Regions from separate parts of the Mus musculus genome. Here region 2 is linked to region 1. The links are chromatin loops, found by intact Hi-C in ENCODE. Cell type or tissue: left cerebral cortex. All regions are shown on one strand.

Region 1 (8,000 bases):
CCCAAGCCCCCTTCCTCTCCCTCTTAAGTAGGCATTTGCTATCTTTGTGAGCACCCGGAGTGAGTTTTGGAGTGCTTTTCTTAGGGCTGTATGGAGACATGTTCTTGTATGACAGTCATTTCTAAAACCCTCTACCCATGAAAACATGACATGGGACCCAGTTGCTCAGCCTAACCGAAACTGAAAAAGAAAAAAAATTGGTGCTACTTATTAAAGAACTGTTCATTCGCTGATTCATCCAGCCAATTCTTCCTGAGTGTTAGGTAGATGCCAAGGTTAGTACCAAGATAAACAATGTCAGAGCCCTGGAGGAACTTACATTCAAATGCTCCTAATTTATATAATGTGTTGAGCGTCTCATTGTGAGTTATCTAATTTTATAGTAAGCTGTAATGCCTTTGAAGTTGTTCTAGTGGGGAGAGTATCTGGAACTATAGGAGGTTGAGGAGAGAGTTATTGGAGACCACGAACGCACGCCCATATCTTTTGTGACACACTTCAAAAATGTGTAGATGTTCCTAAGAAAAATGCACAAGATATCCTAAGAACTGTTTGTGAAGAAGCTGAGGCAGGATGGTCACAAGTTTGAGGACAGACTTGATTATGTAGCAAGTTCTCGGCCATCCTGGATGAGAAAGAGAGAGACAGAGACGAAAGAAAGAAAGAAAGAAAGAAAGAAAGAAAGAGAGAGAGAGAGAGAGAGAGAGAGAGAGAGAAAGAAAGGAAGGAAGGAAGGAAGGAAGGAAGGAAGGAAGGAAGGAAGGAAGGAAGGAAGAGAAAGAGACAGAGAAACAAAGGCAGACACAGACACAAAGAGATATTCAGAGAGAGACAGAGAGAGAGAGAGACACAGAGAGAGAAAGGCAGAGAGAGAGAGAGAGAGAGAACAAATTACCCTTCTGAGAATCCTGTGCAAAATCACCATGCTATATACTGTCTTGTAGTGAAACTGTATTAATTTGTATTATGTCCTCAGGCATAGTTACAGCATGTGTAAGAGGTAGGAAAAATATTCATCAAACTATCTCTTCTCATGACTTTCCCTTTGATGAACGAGTAACACAGCTCTTGAACTTTATCATGACTTAATATACAAAGTATTCCAATGGGTTTGGAGAGATGGCTCAACTGCTAAGAGTGCTTACTGCTCTTCCAGAGTTTAGCTGCTAGCACTGTCACTGGGCAACTCACACTTGTCTGTAACTTGAGCTTCTGTTACCAATGTCCTCTTCTACCATCTGTGTGTGCACACTTGCACATATGTGACACACTCACACACACACACACACACACACACACACGCATAACCTTTTATAAAGTATTTGAGCATATAAATGTGTACAACTACCAACTAACCAACCTATGTAGGGTAGATTTGTTTAAAGAAATAAACGTGCAGGCACACAAAGAAATTAAGTAGATGGCAAACCTCACTGTAAATTCTGTCTAAAGAATCCCAGAGCTGTAAAGGAGCACAGACAATCTTCTAGCCAAGCTTTATTTGTTAGTAAGCAAGCACGCACAGCGAGTCTGAGAGAGAACTGCCCAGTGTTCTGTGGGCAGCCCACAAGTGCCACCAGGCTGCTGACTACAAGATAGGTCTCTTGCGATGGCACTGTCTTTCTTAGATTTCCAGTAACATTTTGTCTCTCACATGATTTTCTCCTGATCGAAGACTACGTTCTGTAGACATTAAAATTTAGGTCAAAACGAGGCCATACTAAGGGAAGGAATGAAGAGTCAATTGTCTTTTCTGTTCTTTACTACTTAGCTCCCATGGAAGTCTCAAATCTGAAGGTGACAAATGACGGGAGGTTGACCTCTCTAAATGTGAAGTGGCAGAAACCCCCTGGGGATGTAGATTCCTACAGCATTACCCTGTCTCACCAAGGGACCATCAAAGAATCCAAAACATTAGCACCTCCTGTTACTGAAACTCAATTTAAGGACTTAGTCCCTGGACGGCTTTACCAAGTGACCATCAGCTGCATCTCTGGTGAGCTCTCTGCTGAGAAGTCAGCAGCGGGGAGAACAGGTGAGTTAGCTGTGGGATAGTCTCTGGTTGCCTCAATCACTTCTCAGATATGGCTCAGAATAGGGAAAAATAATGGAGAAACTGACTTCTTTTCCTACCTGAGAAGCAGGGTTTTTATGACCACGAATGCCCCTGGGATAGAGCCCACACAGAGAATAAGACAGAGGCTTTAATTACATATATTGCGTCATTTAAGCCAATGTGCTTGGATTCCTGTGTGATCTGCGGGTTGTCCCTCTTCTCTGCTCTCTCATGCCCCATGACCTAAGTATCACAAATCCACGATCACCGATGCCAGTGAAGAAAGCATTTCTGGTTCATTCTTATAATAAGGCCAACTTAGCATCTCATGGTGTTTCCCATAAGTAGTTTTATTCACTTATGTCAATGAACATTTATCTCTTTCTTTATTTGAGTAAATTGCTGTATTATGAACCTTGCGCCTTGTGAAAGTGGCTACAGTGTGCTATTGCTTTTAAGGCAAGGTTCTGCAAAGCACACCCTGTGGGCCAGCCTACTTGGTGGCTTTTTTTTTATTTCTAAAAATAAAAATAAAATCTTTCAGGGGTCATTTATGTAGTTCAATAAAGGATTATTTGCTGACTTTTGCTTAATAGATGCTACATTTTAACCAAAGATATCACACACACACACACACCTAGAATAGATGCCTTTTAAAATGCCAATGGCATTGGTAATTTCATGTATTAGGCCCTGCACAAACACTTTAAACCTATTTCATGTATTTCTTGCAAGAAAACTGTAAGCTAAGAGCTATGCGGTTAACATAGACATTGTGCAGATTAACTGGAATAATTAAATCTGGCCAGGAAAGTACTGGAACTTGAATCTAAAGGAGGTGGTTTGAGTCCAGTCTCAGTGCCATTAGAGATCTCAAGTAAGACCTATATGGGCCAAAGGGACCAAGAGCAATATTCTCTCCCAGAAGATCAGTAGAAGCTTAGGGGCAATGGCCTTGCAGGGGAATGAACTTCCTGGGAAATGGACCGGGAAAGGAGAAATGTCTGTGAGAGTGAATGGTGGGAGAGGCTCAGAGGTGCAAGTGCTCAGGAGAGGTCAGCTGACAGGACAGACCGCTGAACACACTGAAAGGGAAAGGGAAGGAGAGGCGGTGGCCATAGGGAGGCATCAAGGGGCTGAACTTGAAGAGACTCAGATGTAAGCGAAGCACTTGGGTTTTGTTTGGTCCTTTTTTGAAGAGACTCTGAGTGTGTGCACTCAAAACATGCCCAAAGCCATACGCATGAAGTTTGTTCTTTCCCATTGGAATTAAAAAATAAATGAGGATGTTTCACGATTACAACATACAATATCTTTTCAAAAGCTATCCCATTTGTCAGTCTCGCCACCATGAGATACGATGTCATTAATGATCTCCAGGACTGGCAAACAAGCAGTGGAAAACAGCAGTCGCAACGCGACGCTATGAACAGCGTGGCAAGAGACTGCATAACTTTCCCCCGTTATTGGAATGATTTTCACATGTCTTCAAAATGGGGGGGGGGGGCGGGGGAAGGGAGAGGGAGAGAACTCACCTACTCAGAAATCAGGAGGCAATACACATGTGATCAATAGCAAACACTGTGTTCTCTATATCGCTTCCCACAAAAAGCAAGCCAATATTCTTAATTTTTTGTTTTTGTTTTGTTTTCAATACCTTCTCCGCATGCCCCCTGGTTTAGTTCCAGAAAAAGTGAGGAATCTGGTTTCCTACAACGAGATTTGGATGAAGTCCTTTACAGTGAACTGGACGCCCCCTGCTGGAGATTGGGAGCATTATCGTATCGTGCTCTTCAATGAATCCTTGGTCTTGCTCAACACCACAGTGGGAAAGGAAGAAACGCACTATGCCTTGGATGGCTTGGAGCTCATACCAGGAAGACAGTATGAGATAGAAGTCATTGTTGAGAGCGGAAATCTGCGGAATTCCGAGCGCTGTCAAGGCAGGACAGGTAAATCAAACCTGATTGGCAGAACGTAATTCATTGCCTGCTACATAGAGCCACGGATGTTTTATTTCTGTACTCCCTAAAGGTGAGCTATTATAAGGCTAACAAAGTTGCAAACATTTAACTTTGTCAGTTTTGAACTCCTGATGGCTATCATTTCATGAAAGAAAAGACATTTTGAAGATTTATCTTTATGCCAGGTAATGCTGGCTCTCGGCTTTTTAATCCCAGTCGAAGAAGGCAGAGGCAGGTGAATGTCTGAGTTTGAGGGCAGCCTGGTCTACAGAGTGAGTTTCGGGGCTACACAGAGAAACCCTGCCTCAAAAAAAAAAACAAAAAAAAACCTATATATAAAAGTTTTAAACTGTGTGTTGAGGGAAGTGGCGGCAGCTGCAGCAGGGGGATGGGAGGGTGGGGCAATAATGAGCACCAGAATCCAGCAGAGGGCAGAGGATCCCATAGAGCTGACATTACAGGCACTTGTGGGATGCTCAACCTGAGTGCTGGCCTCTGAACCCAGGTCCTATGCCAGAGCAGCAAGCACTCTTAACTACCGAGCTCTCTCTCCAGCCCCAAGGAAAGACATTGTAAATGCTACTAACAACAGAAAAGATAAAATTGGAGAATAAAGACAAATCTTTCAAAGAGTGCTGATAACCGAGTTACCATTGCCTTGACCTAATATTGACTAACTTGGGAATCTCTCTTACCGGGTAGGGCGATTAGCATCCTGTTTGAATGACAGGAAAGGGTGGGTTAGGATCCATGGATTCTGATCATTTTGCTGCCCCCATTATATTGCAATTTCTTTGGCAAATCACAAACACCGGAACCTGTTGTCTCAGCTTTCAAGTATGACAGTTATCCTCCAGCGTTTCTATAGTGACCGTTGGGATGCAGAACAGACCATAATTAAAGTGAAATCGATCTCCCTGAGTCCTGCCTGATAAAGAAATGACTGCCGTGATGGTTCAATGTTCTTGTGAGAATACCAAAGAGGAGGGCTGTGATAGCCCCTTAAGGCACCACCTGTGTCTCTCAGTGACCTTTTCATCCTCCAGTACTAACGTCAAGGGGATGATGGTCAAAGTTCTAGCCAGCTTAAGCCAAGGCACTCTCAGGGCTCACAGTACACATGTCTTCCTTGTGCCCCAGTGCTTTGCCAGTCACCTTAAAACAACCTGGAAATGTAAGCTGAATGAACAGCCAGGTTCACCCTGTGATGGTTTGAGTATGCCTAGCCCAGGGAATGGCACTATTTGGGGGTGTGGCCTTGTTGGAGTAGGTGTGTCCTTGTGGGGGTGGACTTGAAGACCTTCATCCTAGCTTCTTGGTTGCCAGTATTCTGCTAGCAGCCTTCAGATGAAGACATAGAACTCTGAGCTCCTCCTACACTATGCCTGCCTAGATGCTGCCATGTTCCCACTTTGATGATAATGGACTGAACTTCTGAGCCTGCAAACCAGCCCCAGTTATTACAATGTTGTCCTTATAGGAGTTGCCTTAGTCACTGTATCCATTCACAGCAGTAAAAACCTAACTAAGACACACACCCCCAGCCTCCAACCTTGATTTTAATTTATTTCATGCTGAGTTTGCTTTCAGATTATATATTTTTTCCCCTTCGGTTTCTTTTGTGCAACTTCATCTTCTAGCTTTGAAACAATTGTTCCTTCCCGATAAGGTTCACAGCCACACTGCTGGAGGAGTCAGAAAGACGACTCTCAGCCCTGCGCGTATGTAGCAGGGCATTTTAAGTGCTTTGCTCGCCCAAGAGTCTACAGCAAAACCCTTAACTGTCTCTCAGCCTGAATTTTAAAACTTGAGGAAAGCAACTCAACACTCTTTGGTGGCCACTAGCCCAGTGCCCAGCCCCTACGTACTTGTACAGGCTATGAGGGCTCACACGGCTTCTTTAAAAATGACATCTTTCAGATTCTGGGTAATGTTTTCAGGAGAACAGGCATCAGGAGAACAGGCATTTTAATGGCCGAGGAGGTTTTGCAGATGTGCTTTGAGTGAATGCAAAAAATTAGAACGCCTTGATTTGTGTTTTATTTTTCTTTTAAATTTTCTGGGTCATTAGAGTAGCAAACAATGTCGACAGGCCACCTGGGGATCATTGTAGAACCACACTGGCAGGCGATGCATGACGTAGCTTGAGGTAGACATTGATACAAATCATCATCTTTTTTTTCCCCTTTTTAACACTGATGACAGATTCAGTGATCCATTTCCACGAAACCACAGAAAATCTCAAATCAAAATTTAATTTTATATAACCGGCTCTTTTTATAATGTGGCTTCCCACTGTTTTGTGGGGGTCAATATTTTGCTGTTAACAATGTCTTTGAGAAATTATAATGATAACGCCTTCTAAAGAAGAGGAAGAAATTGAGATTCCTTTAGGATAAGGGCTGTCCTTTCTAGGACTGTAATTATTGATCTCCAGTTGCCCCTCCTTTGTGGCACAGCAGGGTCCCCTCAGAAGTAAAGGGGGAGCATTTGGTCTTTCTAAGATTTGAGAGCAATAAATACTTCTCACCCCACTCAAAAACTCAAGCATAGTCTATTCTTTTTAGTTTTGTGGGTCACAGGAGTTTTTTCGAAATTATTTTCAAGACAATGATCCACAAGAAGAGAGGAACTCTCAGGGCTAGGGACATGGCTGGAGAGTTAAGATCACATCTAACTCCTGTAGAGCCCTGAACAGATGGAAAAAGAGAAGTTCTCTAAAAAACAAACAAACAAACAAACAAACAAACAAAACTACTAACGGTTGTGACTGAACCAGCGACCCCAAGTCTCATCTGGTTTTTTCTCAGTACCCCTGGCTGTCCTCCAGCTTCGCGTCAAACACGCTAACGAAACTTCACTGGGCATCACGTGGCGGGCCCCTCTAGGCGAATGGGAGAAATACATCATTTCGTTGATGGACAGAGAGCTCTTGGTCATCCACAAGTCACTCTCCAAAGATGCCAAAGAATTCACTTTTACAGACCTGATGCCTGGACGGAATTACAAGGCTACTGTCACTAGCATGAGTGGAGATTTAAAACAGTCATCTTCAATCAAAGGAAGAACAGGTAATGGCATTCGCAAATTTTACCTTTCACAATGGTCTATCCACAGAAATTTGCAAAGAGCCACTAAGTGCCTGCCAAGCCTATCATGTACATTCCAGGACATTATGACCCTTTCTATTGTATTTCCTATTTTGCTAAGTTTCTTCTTTTGCTTAGGTGTATTTTACTCATTGAAATATATTAGAGAGTAACTTTGACATGAAGTTCTACCTGCAAAAGAGAATGAAGAGGTGGGACACTATTGAGAACAGGGAGTGAGGTAGAAAGTATTGTTTTAAATTATTACAAAAGCAGGATATTTTATGATGATTGTAATTTCTAGAGGAAAAGGGGATAGTGACATCATCAGGAGACGGGGAAGTGTCGTTCAGTGAGGAATGTGGGATCTACAGTGCAATGAGAAAATTGGTTTTAGAAAGGAGAGTTGATAATTTAACATCAGAGTCAGCGGTGGAGCGGGGAGAGGTAGGGAGCTTGTGAGTGCCAATGCCAGCAGGGAGACGGGTGCTAGGCTGAGCCCTGCCCTTAGAATTGCTGCCTGTTTCTCAGTGATGTGAGAAGCTGTGTCCTCATCAAGACGGGCATTAGCAATGTATAAGCACTGGATAGCCCGTATTGTCTTTCCTTCCTTCTTCAACATTTTAAAATACGTATGAGTGATTGTGTATGTGCGTGTATGAGTGTGCCTGGTGCCCCTGGTGTCCAGAAGAGAATGTTCTGTCCCCAGGACTGGAGTGATGAGTTGTGAGCCACCATGTGGAAGCTAGGAAATAAACCCAGGTCCCCTGCTAAAGCAGCAAGTGTTGTGAACTGCTGAGCCATCTCTCCAGCTCTTTCATTTCTCCTTGCGAATTCTGCCTCCCCAAACTATGGTTTTGTGAAGTTGTGCGCTCTTTGACTTTTCTTCCA
Region 2 (8,000 bases), 220 kb before region 1:
CCTTTGTATATGTGTTGCCTCTGAAGCTTGCTATCATCGGCCTGATTCTGTTCTACGTCCAGCTGTTCCTTGCCTTTGTATTCTCTTGTGTCTGGGTGTACCTATGCAGTGTCCCTGTAATGCCACATTTACTCAAGTTGGTTTCTAGCTTTCTGCCTCTGGCATATTCTGCACTTAAGTGACCATCTTCCTACCCAGCCATGCAGTCTGGACTCTTGCATAGCCTCGAGGTTTCTCTCTTCTGCTCTGAAGTAGTGTCAACCGGTGATCAGTAGCAAAGAGTGATGTCATTGGTTTCATATTTCCGGGTTACTCCCTCTTTGAGTACAGATAAAGCTTGAGATAAGTAGCTATACTTAAACCATGCTAATTGTTATGCACCCTCCCTTGTAGAAACGTCAATCTAATGTAGTGATGTGGGTTGGTCTCACAGGATACCCACTTGATAGATTACTATCTTTGATGGTGTTAAAAAAAAAAAAGTCGCACTGGCACTCAGACATTTTTGTTTTATAGATGAATGCTCAAAACATGAGATTCAGCCCCCATAATCAAGACAAGACACATTACAAAGTCAAAAGCTTTCTCTTGAAATAACAAAAAAAAAAAGTTGAATTTGTGTCAGGGAAATCATTATACTCTTCTGCCAACATAGGGGTAACTTTTTTCCTTGTCAAACTAGCTGTCTAGTGCTGATGGAGGCAGCTAAGTGGCTTTAGCAACATAAAATCTAAGAAACAGAGAGATAGAGTTTATACAGTGCAGCATCTCCACCTTATAGACTAGAGACCATATCCAGGAGATAGGGAGAGTGGTCAACTTTGAAGACAAATTTGAAACCAAACAGAGTGTTCAATATGGCAGATGGTATTTCTAATGGGTTCCATCTATAGTATCCAATATGGCTCACGGTGTCCTAATTTTCTAACAGGTCTCCATCTATAGCCACCGTTCCCCTCAGTTCTCCCTTGCTATTTAAGTCTCTTCTTTATAATTGTGTTCTGGTACCACCACCCCATCAAAACTGGTGTTCAGAATTCCATGCCTTATTTGCCTTAGAAGTTTCAAATATTTTTAAAATAGATCTTTATTTCTTTAGAGAATAGTGTATTGGTAATATGCAAGAGGCATCATGTGTATGTAATCTGCTAGATGCATGTTAAACATTCACCATTTACTCAATTCAAAACCTCCAGATATATGCTACGATTGAGGTCAGAATAATAAATAAGCAGGCTCACTGAAAATGTGTGCACCATAAGTGCATGAACTGGGCTAAGAGATTAAGATAAATCCCCCTGATGAAGTAACCAAAAACCTGGAATCTGAAAACTAAATAAGAGTTAGCCAGGTAGTGGAAATGGAAGAGATCTCAAGCTGGGAAGACAGCATTGTAAGGGCTCATCTTGGCTATCAACCAATTTTTGACAGTCTGGGAAGAGGGAACTTCAGCTACGGAATGTGGCCATCAGATTAGTGTGTTGGACCTGTCTGTGGGGCATTGTTATAGAGGAGCCCAGCCTACTGTGGGCAGTATGTCATGAGGCAGGTGAGCCTCGGCTACGTGTAAAAAGGTGGCGGTGCAAACAGCGTGAGCAATCTAGTTAGCAGCACTCCATGGTTTCTGCTTCTAGTTCGTGCTTTGTCTTCTCTATATAATGTATTGTAGCATGTGAAAGAAAATATGTCCCTCCCCAGGTTGGTTCTGATCGTTGCATTTATCGCAGCAACAGAAAGTAATTTAGAACGATCCTATATTAAGGTCCTGAAGCATCAAGAAGCGTGTGCTTTCAAAGTAGGGACTAAAGGTATTAAAGGCAAATGAAAAGAGCTGAGAGAGGAAGCCCAACAATGGGAAGGGCTGGGCTGTATGGGGTGTTGCTGGCCACACTAGTGTTTTTAACTTTATTCTAAACTGATTTTAGTGTGATCCAGCAGAGGCTGGGACAGCACAACCAATGAAGTGCCAAAAAAACAAAACAAACAAACAAACAAACAAAAAAACCCTTTGAGAGTAAAAGCAGAAAGGGAAGGGAAGGGGATAGACATTGGGGAGGACTTTGTAAACAGAGACAAGATTTCATTAACCAGAATGCCCCTTACAAAATGCTAGCTGGGTTTACGGGGCTGCTGATTTAATTAAATAATTGTTCCAAAGAGAGGAAGATAAAAAGGAAACTACTTGTGCTCGCTTGACCCGTTTACATTTATGAAGAAACATCGGTTTAATTAAATTACACATTCGCTATGCTATTTGTGGGAGGAAATGTAAGGAAAATGAAAGCTAAGGTTTTTGCTTTCCTAACATGTAGTGCGACCGTTAGAACGCGTTTCTGATTGGTTCCAAGAGAACTGCCGTCGGAGTTTCACGCAGGCTCACAAAGCTACTCAGTTTCCAGTCAGTGGTGAAGGTGTACATGCGGAGCTGGTCAAGCGGTCTAACAGTGAATGCCCAACTTCCTCCTTTCTCCCTACTTAGTAGGAATTTGGGGCAGCCTCTTGCTCTGCCTGGCCACTTTCAGTTATCAGCTAAACAGTAAGAGAAGTCATGAACACTGACACCATCGCACCATATATGAATACACAGTAGTCATTGTGCATTGATTACATATTAATTACACTGTGTCATTAATTATAAATGACTACATATTAATTATGAGTAACTAGTAGCTTATCATCTTAAGTGGCAATTTATAATTTCCCCTTATGCAAATCTCTTCTAATCACAAAAATCATTCCGAAAGTGAAATATGATCGGAAGCCGGAGACTTTCTTAACTCCTTCCTGACTCTTTGACCTCCAGTTGCCCTTCGGTCTTTCAAGCTATAGAAAGTGCTTCTCAAAGGCAGCAGGGAGCAAGGACCGTACACTTTTATAGCCAACCAAATCCATTTTGGAGAGCCAAAGTGCCCTCCTTACATGGAAACGATGGAACAAGGCAGGGTACATACAACCGTGTCCTGCACTTCGAGTCCATAATCCCAAAGAGTCAGGAGACTCCAGTGGGAGGGCCTGTCTGAGACACTGAGTGGGACTCTGCCTTCAAGTAAGGACAAGAGAAAGAGGGTGGAAGCAGGCCTCTTGCCCAGCCTACATCAGGTTGTAGAATCAGTCCCCGCAACGAAAATCAAGAAATGAAAAAGCATAACATTAAACCCATTTCTGATTGAAGCTCAATTCTCTTGTCATCAAGGCAGCCCTGCAATGGGTCCCAGGCATGCTCCTTGACTGTACTGCTACTCTGAGCAGCAACTCCCTCCAATAAGAGACAGACACCAGAAAAATGTTTTCTAGTTAGAAAGGCAACTCAGTCTATAGTATGGGAAATATTACATAAAAAGTAAGAGCATGGTTTCCTCCTCAAAGATTTATTGGTAAAATAATTACCCGTAGGTTTACATAAGCAAACTGTGGGTGGATTTCTCTTCAGAACTGTTTCAAAAATATTTATGGCCTATGGTCATCACATTCTAAAGCCAATCAAGGGACTCTGGTCCCATAGTGACAGACAGTGTGCCTCAGACCGCAGTATTAAGAGAAGGCAGCATCAGTGACAGGAAGCTGGATCTCTGTTCTCTCCAATGTGTCCTGCTGACTTGGGCGTCAATAACTTCCTGACTCTCTGAGAAAGCCTGCTGATGGAGTCAAAGCCAAAATCATTGTGTGTCCTTTTCCAAATTGGAGAAAATGTCTAACTACAGCAGCTCTTGGATGAAAAATTGAATAGCAAGTAACAAGCAGGCCCAGGAAACGCCAATGTTCTTCACTGTGTTGAGTATATGCTACCTAGGGAACCTCATTAGAGATGCACACATAGTTCTTGCAGCAGTCGATTCATTGAGTCATTGACTGCTGCATGAAGGTGAGTCTGCCACTTGTCAGCTTAACTATCTGAATCAGTGCCCAGCATGGGTGAGGGATGCACTGTCTTAACCCATGCTGGGCTGGGGGTGGCGTTTAACTCTTTCAGGGTATGCAGTGATAGAATGCAGAGTCGTATGCCTTTTAGCAGTCCCCTGGTCATCTCTTCTCTCCCCTGGAAACAGTCCATCTCCAGAGCCTGTTCTTAGGCTGCTTCTTATCCCCAAGGCTGGCCTCGAACTCAGAAATCTGCCTGCCTCTGCATCCCGAGTGCTGGGATTAAAGGCGTGTACCACCATGCCCGGCTTTTGACTGCATCATCTTTACACATATAGGTCCCAAGACGTTGTCTCCAGCCTACCCGGATGGTTCATAAAAGGACCAGAACAAGGAACTTACCAGCTTTCTTCTCCCTTACCATCAGCCCACCCCGCCTGCTCCTGCGCCAGTCCTTCCAGTGTCAGTCAACAACTGAGTCACAATCCACACACTTTGCCAGCTTAAAAGCCTGGAGGAGAGCTGCAGCACTTCCTCCTCCTCACTACCACACTGGCTCCACCCCTCCATCCTGTCTACTGTCTTCCTACTCTATGCTTTACCTCTCCCCTACTTCTCCACTTGCACTCTCCTAGTGTGTCCTGGACACGGTGGTAGCACTCCTGTCCCAACCCACTTTCTCTTTCTTGACCCGCCTTCTTACCACTAAAATATCAATGGGACCCTAACTCTCCCATATTGGCTTGGATCCCTGAATGACATTGCACTGCATACAGGTCAAACCCAGGGAAGTTTCCAATCCCGTTCCTTGCTGTTCCCCTTGTGCATACTCCACTCTGTCAGATTCAGTGACTTGTATCTTTCAAAGAATTCTTACTTCTGCTGGCAATCTCTTTCCTCCAAAACACCTCAAAATTATATCTGAATATTGTACTTTTTTTTAAAAAAACTGAAGTTTGAACTGTCAGTGCAGAGCACAGAACTTGCTCCAAGAGGAATAATAAGCCATTTATTCTGAGCCTAATATTAGAGACTGTGTCCCTACACCCCAGTTTCAGGTTACCCTGAATTGTCTATACCACTGTGGAAATGTCTACATGAACTCTACCATAGAGTAGAGGTTATAGACCAATGCATGCACTGAACACACCAGCAGAGACATCAGCTAGGAGGTTATAATGAAGCGGGCACTCACTGCTTTTGAGTCTAGATGAGCAGTCTCAACCTGTGGGCCTAGACCCCTTTAATGATCGAATGACCCCTGTTACAGGAGTCACATATCAGATATACAACACAACAGATGTTTACATAAGGATTCATAACTAGCAAAATTATAGTTATAAAGTAGCAATGAAGTAATTTATGGTTGGGAGTCACACGACACGAGGAACTGTATTAAAGGGTCATAGCATTAGGAAGGTTGAGACCCACTAGACTAGATGCTCTCTGGTGGCTCTCCGAGTTGCTGCTGCTATGTTAAACTCATCTTTTTAAGAGGCTTTACCTGAAAGTCACAAGCCTCCAAGATAGTTTTGGTTCTTGATCTGCAACATTCCTACGCAGCACAGTTACAGACTTGCAATCAACTGGCCTGCAGGATATTCAACACAGCGAGAACATTCTGAGGGATCCTCAGTGTATAGAACTCCCCGGAATCCTAGGTCTTAACAGCTTTACACCTGCATTTCCACACAGCAGCACTCAGCTGCAGCTCTTGGGCAGTAAACCCTCAGACAGAACCTTGACCTTCCACTTCACAGCAGTCAAAAGCTGGCCAGCGCTATTTGCCAACATCACTTGCATATTACTGTTGACTATTGTATTTGTGGCCTCTGCCATGCAGAAGTGCAGCATAAGGAAATCCCCTGGCAATGAATCACAGAACCTCCAGCATGTATGAGAGCTGCAACAGCCTGGATTAATGATATGTCAGTGAACAAGACGTCCTGCCCCATTCTGAACTGTCCCAGGAACAGCTATTAAGAGGAGCAGATTTGGTGGGATATGGTTGCATTTCTTTTAAGTCTTAGAGGAGGAATCTAAAGTTCAGGAAGGGAATTTGTTCCCGAATGTGTATGTTAAAACTGAACAGCGGTAAGTGCGGAGAGTCGGCCCCAGGCTTTAACATAATTCGGGTGCTCCAAAAAGCAGCCCCAGTTTAAGTAGCAAGCTCTACACTGGCAAACTTCCCAACTTTAAGAAAGGCTAAGCTACATATGCAACTAGAGACACAAGTCTAGGGGGCAGGGGATACTGGTTAGTTAATATTGTTGATCCTCTTAGCAGAGGATGGACTAGTCTGCCATCAATGGGAGGAGAGGCCCTTGGACTTGCAAAGATCATATGCCCCAGTATAGGGGAATGCCAGGCCAGGAAGCAGGAGTGGGTGGGTTGGGGAGCAGGGCGGGAGGAGGGTATAGGGAACTTTCAGGATAGCATTTGAAATGTAAATAAAGAAAATACCTTATTAAAAATATTTTTTTAAAAAAAGAAAGGCTAAGCTATGTATGATCAATACACAGCAGGAGAGTCAGTGGCTATAAAAGTGTCTAGAAGTGAGGAAGGCTCTCTTAGGAACTGAGAAAGCTTCATGTGCCAACGTGCAGGCATCCTAAATGGCAGGCCTAACAGGACATCTTGCCTTTTGTCCTCCTGGGCTTCAGAGCACCAGCCAAAGAGAAAATGGTGACCTGCTCACAGTCTGCTCTGTTTTACAGCGTTTGTCAAAGCAGAACGCTTCACACTGAAGGAAGCCAGGCACTTCACAGCTGCTGAGAGACACTGGGACCCATGAGCTGTGATTATGCCTTCTCCACCTGCAGGCTCAGCGAATCCCCTTGCACTTGCCTTGGCTGCCCTGGTCCTTGCTTTCTGAAAGTAACAAAATGAGGTTTTTGAAGAGCTTAATTGGCTTCCTGCTTTACCATTGGCTGATGACTAACTGTGACTATTACTAAATTAAAAGTATAGGGTTCACAATAGCAAAACAATGTCTTCTGAGGAATTGCCAATAAAATGCTTTTAACCTTGCTCCTTCCACCAAATTCACAAATAAAAGGGCACACTTAATACACACAATAGTCTTTGCTTATAACCCAATGAGGTTTAAAGTGTGGGGTCCTTGGTAAAGGTCTTTAGCCACTGAAGTCATCCATGAACTCGAAGATGTTATATAACCTCTCTACTTCAGCTTTTTTGTCTATGAAGTAGCGGTGATAATGGTACCTTCTTCATGTGGGTCGCTGTGATTATTTAAAGAGCTAGCAGAAGTCTCTAAAGTAACTGGCAGTAGATTATCTACTCTCAGCATCAGATATGTCTCTGATAAGCAATACCATCCAATGGTGAGCAACATGAAAAAAGTCCTCCACCTTCATGGAGTCTGGACTAGTGTCTGGATGTGAGTACCTCATAAATACTTCCCTTGAACTGTTCCAAGTCTGTCATTTAAATGTGCAGTGCAAACTAAGGACCCTTATGGGCAACCTCCATGTTTTCTCTGGCAAAGACTATATCCCTGTCCGAGAGCATCCTCTGGCAGCAGCACGGTGCTGGCAGCCTCAGCACTTAAGGCATCAAGTGGCAGACCCTGAGGTGATGTCCATGGCCTACAGTTCAGGAGATGCTGAGAAGATCTGGGGGAGACCGATGCTGGTCACAGATATCCTTTGCCTTTCTATGTATACTGATGACAAGACTTGTGGTATCTTTTAGACTCTAAACTGTGGTTGTGGGATGACATTCTAAAGCAGAAACTATGAGCTGATTATACTATTTTTCCTGTCTAAGAGGAGCATTTCAGAGGGAGGTCTTCCTCAGACTAGGTCCTGGATACTGCTGTGAGCAGAACCCCTTTGGACATGGTGCTCATGAGTGGACAGTATTTATTTTGTAAGCTACTGGAAATTTAGAAGAATTGGCTAGGCAATACAACCTCCCCTAACTATACATCACACACAGGTACAAGTGTATCTCCCACATCAGCTTTCCTCGGGCCTGACACTGCCCCAGAGTGTGTTTTGGGCTTGGTTTTGTATCATCTGTGACTCTGTGGGTGAATACTGATTTGCTGTCCCCTAGGAAGAAAATATGAATATGAGCAGTGAGCGTAGACCTGAACTCCAGCTCCCCTACTCCTTAAT

What was found. A loop is a pair of places that touch in the nucleus more often than their neighbours do. Peaks named below come from ENCODE experiments on the same cell type or tissue, not always from the same donor. Only the 100,000 strongest peaks of a DNase experiment are listed, where the experiment ranks them.
Region 2: a loop joins it to region 1, with 2.3 times the contacts of the local background. A loop is called at or near these places in 4 of 42 quality-filtered maps.

Annotation. Positions count from the first base shown.
Region 1 is chr10:116,315,595-116,323,594 of GRCm38, forward strand. It overlaps Ptprb (protein tyrosine phosphatase, receptor type, B), which reads left to right. Exons shown (of 32, transcript NM_029928.2): 5 at 1,772-2,035; 6 at 3,739-4,008; 7 at 6,831-7,091. Among named protein-coding and RNA genes, the nearest start is that of Ptprb, 18 kb to the left of the region's middle. In left cerebral cortex, CTCF peaks have their summits at 3,811 (motif pointing left) and 7,854; a DNase peak (open chromatin) is centred at 3,819.
Region 2 is chr10:116,094,309-116,102,308 of GRCm38, forward strand. The region is part of intron 2 of Ptprr (protein tyrosine phosphatase, receptor type, R); the gene reads left to right. Among named protein-coding and RNA genes, the nearest start is that of Taf7l2, 16 kb to the right of the region's middle. In left cerebral cortex, no CTCF peak of the experiment used is centred here; a DNase peak (open chromatin) is centred at 4,355.